2 separate regions of the Homo sapiens genome follow, and region 2 is linked to region 1. Evidence: read pairs that join two places in POLR2A ChIA-PET (ENCODE). Cell type or tissue: Caco-2. All regions are shown on one strand.

What was found. Peaks named below come from ENCODE experiments on the same cell type or tissue, not always from the same donor. Only the 100,000 strongest peaks of a DNase experiment are listed, where the experiment ranks them.
Region 2: POLR2A ChIA-PET joins it to region 1 with 12 read pairs; 2 of 35 experiments call an interaction of 5 or more read pairs at or near these places.

The regions. Positions count from the first base shown.
Region 1 is chrX:32,535,262-32,537,761 of GRCh38, reverse strand. The region is part of intron 17 of DMD (dystrophin); the gene reads left to right. Among named protein-coding and RNA genes, the nearest start is that of MIR3915, 47 kb to the left of the region's middle. In Caco-2, no CTCF peak of the experiment used is centred here; a DNase peak (open chromatin) is centred at 1,361.
Region 2 is chrX:32,633,776-32,636,275 of GRCh38, reverse strand. All of the region lies in intron 11 of DMD (dystrophin), which reads left to right. Among named protein-coding and RNA genes, the nearest start is that of MIR548F5, 6.5 kb to the left of the region's middle. In Caco-2, no CTCF peak of the experiment used is centred here; no DNase peak of the experiment used is centred here.

The DNA.
Region 1 (2,500 bases):
TATTCATCTAAAAGGAGAAGCATAGTTGAGTGCAAATAAAAGTCAGTTTTTAATCAGAAGACCTGAACTATCTGTATTCCCTTACGGACTCCTGATTCTTTCCTTTACCCTCTCATACTCTACATCGAGCACTGAAACTGCTCTCAGCAAGGTCGCCAGAGAGCTCCTTAATTGCCAGCTCCAAAGGTCACTCTTCAGTTCTTTTCCCTTTTTGACCTTTGTCTTGTGCTTGACAGAAATGATTAGTCCCTTCTTGAAATTTTTCTCTCCTGCAGTTTCTGGGACATTGTTCTCTCCTGTTTTCTTTCAGAGTATATCTTCCCTGTCTTCTATTCCTGCCCTTTAATGTCAGTCTACATAAGACTCAAATTGTGATTTTATTTTCTTCTTATGATGCTTTATTTTTTGGGGAAATATCATTTATAATCTTTATCATCACCTATATTTTTGATTCACAAATTGATATTTCTACCTCTCCCTCTCTCCTGATGTTCATCCCTGTATAATTCAAATGCTTATAGGCTATGTATTCCTGGATTTCTGACTGGAATCTAAAATATAGTTTTGGAGTTTAGATCGTATAACTCTAGAGAGGGTCATTCACATCATAGTCTCTAAGAATGGTACATCCTGAACTTGTGCAGTGAGCAACCTGTGCAGCCATTCACAGTGGTCTTGATATCTGCCACATCACTAAATCCCTCCAAATGTACCTGTTAAATTCTCTTTAGTTTGTTATTTTTTTCTACATCCTTGCTGCCTTCACTCTAGTTAAAACTGAAATTTTTCTGTATGAAATTTTTAACTGATTTCTCTGCCTCTGATCTCACCTCTCTTATCCATGCTTTTTACAGCCTCCCGAGGGATATCTTAAAATGCAGTTTTAATTAGATTATTCCCCTGCCCATAAATCTTGAAATGCATGGCGTAGAAATTCTTTTGTGATCTTTAGCTGCCTACCTCTCCAGCTTCACTCCCTTCTCCTCTGCTCCTTTTTTAAAAAAAATACCAGTGCTACTCCAAATAATCTGCAAACTTTTTAGTACCAGTCCACAATTGAGATAAGAAGCTTGAGCCAGAATATAAATCAATGTACTCCTTCCTTTGTCAAGAAAGTTCGGCAATTAAAAGCAAAATAAGATCAAATCGTTTGTTCAGTGACTCAGTTGATTTATACTCTGGTGAAAACTCTTTTCTTCTTACAGACTAATAGCAAACAGTTCACTGTCTGCTAAAGTCTGAACTTTGTTCCGCACTGCCCTATGCTTTAGCTTAAATTAACCACTCTTTGATCTCCAAATGCTCTGTGCTTTCTTAAGCTTCTGTTTCTTTGTACCTACTGTTTTCTCTGCCTAAGATTCTCTTTAGATACCTTTCTTTTTCCCATTCCCATGTTACCTGCCACCGTGCTACTAACCACCTTGTCTTTCTGGTTATCTAACCTTGCAGAGGCAGTTCTCAGCCATTTGTGTGTTTTTTTTTTTTTTTTTTTTTTTTGGAGACGGAGTCTCACTCTGTTGCCAGTCTGGAGTGCAGTGGCGCGATCTCAGCTTACTGCATCCTCTGCCCCGTGGGTTCAAGCGATTGTCCTGCCTCAGCCTCCCAAGTAGCTGGCACTACAGGCAAGGGCCACCATGCCCAGCTAATTTTTGTATTTTTAGTAGAGATGGGGTTTCACCGTGTTGGCTAGGATGGGCTTGATCTGTTGACCTCATGATCCGACTGCTAAGGCCTCCCAAAGTACTGGGATTAGAGGCATGAGCCACAGTGCCAGGCCACTTCTCAGCCTTTTTAACACTTCTATTAAAACACTTGCCAAATTGTATGGTAATGACTTTATTTTTGCATGCCTGTATCTCCAGTAAACGCCTTGAGGGAAGAAATCATTTCTTGTCATCTGTACACCTATAATGCATAAAGCAGAAGTCAGCTCATAGTAGGTATTGAATAAATATTTATTGGATGTTGATGAGGGATTTTCCAGGTTTTGTGCGAGTCTTGTCAGAAAAACAAAATCACTGTGATTTAAAGAGAGGAAACGTAATATAAGGAATTGGCTAAGCAGGTAGTAGAAAACTGAGACGCAGCGCAGGGGATGGAGAGGCAACTCAAAGCACTAGTAACGTAAGGAAGCTGCTAATATCCCTAGAGCTGGAGAAACAATACAGAAAAAGTGATATTACCAGAGCTCAGAAGCTGGGGCTTTCTAACAGAGATTAAACTAAAGTTAGGACTGCCAGGCAGAAAATTGGATTGTTGAAGAGGGAGCTAGCTATCCAGAGAAAACAGAAGCCACAGCAGAGATACATCTGCTCTAGAAATGCCACCCAAGGTAGTTGGAGAAGAAAAAAGACCTTGGCTTTTCTCTTCCTCCCACCTTCCAATATTCTGCCATTGCCTCCAAATGAACAATTAGGAGGGCAAGTGGTGTTGGGAAATGTATATCCCTCTAATACAGAAAGTACAGAAGAAATGTGGGGAATAGATCTGAGAGCAGATG
Region 2 (2,500 bases), 99 kb before region 1:
CAATTAGTGGGAATTTTTGAAAATGATACATGACATGCTCTCCTTGGCTTCTTTCCTAGCCCAAGATGTCAGCATACTTCGTGTTGGGAAAGAAGGTGCTGTAAAGAGGAGAATGAACACATTAGTTTTAGGGGGATAAAAACTGTATAATTTTGTCAGACCTTGCCTCACTTCATTCTCCAATGGAAACTACTATATTAGTGCCTAAGATTTATACACACCGTGACACCATGCAGTGTCAGGCTTTGCAGCTGAGTCTAGTAAGGAATACCAGAATTTGGAGGAAAGCAGATCTAGTTACTGAGGCAAGTAGGTAAACTAGGCCAGTAGGGTTTCTACAGCTTCACAGATGCTGAGGGTACCCATTCAGAAAGTTAGCATGAGAACTAGAGGACAATAGCGATGGATGTACTTGTGGTAAAGGTGATGAGATAGTGAAAACAGTGACAGCTGAAGTCTTACACATTTGAGGGGGTAATTGGTTCTGTTTGGATTCTGGCTTTAAAGCTTATATTTCACAGGCCACTTATTGAACTTTGATAAACGTTATAAATCTTGGGAGTTGAAAAATACTAATATGCTTCCTATGGACCATTCATTATTGCCATGCAACAACAACAAAAAACTATGTGCATATGTTTGTACATGCACTACTCAAGCTTTTCTTTTAAATGAATGTTGCTTTTCTATATTAAAACATGTTTGCCATTTCTTGGATTATAATATATCATGATTTCTGATTCCTATATTTAATGATACACCATACATTTTAAAAATATCTAGTCATTTTATATGGTCACCATATATTTGAGGGAAAATGAGTCTCGAAGTTTATTGTGGAGGAGGTGGAGAAAAATCGCCAAACAGAAGCCTCCAGTAATTATCCCTGTTGCAGGAACATCAAATTGAACAACTGTCCACACTAGAAAAGCACCTTCATAAGAGTGAAAAATTAGGTGCATGATCGTAGTACCTGGTTTTTGGGTTGTATCACAGAAAGAGGCACAGAAGAGGGTAGTAAAGGCAATATTCTATCACCTATACCAGCTCTCCCTCATCCATGGCAGCAGTCACATGGCATGAAGAGAGAGTCTATGTGCTTGCAGAAGGGAGATTGCAGTGATTATAGGACTTTGCATTGAAAATCAGTGCTGCCCTGTCACAGTGGAAACCGACAAAGAACAGAACTCAGCCAAATCCCGCAGAGGGAGCATTTAGATGAACCCTAGACAGGGAAGAATCATCCATCCCAGTGTTTGGAACCTGAGTTCCGGCAAGCCTTGTCATCATGGATTAGAGTGCTCTGTGGTTCTAAATAAACTTCAAAGGTAGTCTAGGCCACAAGGACTGCAGTTCCTTTGCAAGTCCTGGTGCTGTGCCGGGCTCAGAGTCAGTGGACTTGGGATACATACAACCTAGTGAGACATCCGCTGGGGCAGCTAAGGGACTGCTTGTGCTTCCCTTCCCCCAACCCCAGGCAGCACAGCTCACAGCTCCAGGAAAGACTCCTTCCTTCCGCTTATGAAGAAGAGAGGAGACAAGAAAGAGAACTTTGTCTTGCTGCTTGGATACCAGCTCAGACATACAATAGGATAGGGCACCAGGCAGAGTCTTGAGGTCCCCATTCCAGGCCCTAGCTCACAGATAACATTTCTGAACACACCCTGGGCCAGAAGAGAGCCTGTCACCTTGAAGAGAAGGACCCCGTCCTGGCAGAATTCATGACATGCTGACCAAAGGGACCTAGGGCCCTGAATAATCAGCAGCTGTAGCCAGGCAGTACTTGCTGTGGGTATTGGGTGAGACTCAGAGCTGTGATGGTTTCAGGTGTGACCCAGTACATTCCCAGCTGTGGTGGCTACAGGGAGAGAATCCTTCTGCTTCAGGAAAGGAGAGGTGAGAGTAAAGGGGACTTTGGCTTGCAGCTTGGGTTCCAGTTTGACCACAGTGGGGCAGAGCATCAAGTGGGCTCCTAGGGTCCCTGATTCCAGAGTTTGGCTCCTGGATTCCATTTTCTTACTGCCCTGAAGGGAGAGACTCAGGACTGACAGCATTCACCACAGGCTGGCCAAAGTGGCCTTGGCCCTTGAGTGAACATTGGACCTCAGACAGTACTCTCTTTGGTTCAGTAGTCGTCGTGGCCATGAGGAGAGACATCTCTGTTTGTGGAAAGGGGAGAGAAGAGAGGGAAGGACTTTATCTTTTGGGTGGGGTGCCAGCTTAGCCACAGTAGAATAGAGCACCAGGTAGATTTCTTAGGTTCTTGAGTTGATATAGTTTGGACATGTGTGCCTGCTCAAATCTCACGTTGAATTGTAGTAATCTGCAGTGTTTGAGGTAGGGCCTAGTGGGAGCTCATTGGATCATGGGGGCAAATTTTTCATAATTGGTTGCTACTGTCCTTGCAATAGTGAGTAAATTCTTGCAAGATCTGGTTGTTTAAAAGCGTGGCACCCTCCCTCTCACTCTTGCTCCTGCTGTGGCCATGTGATGTACCTGT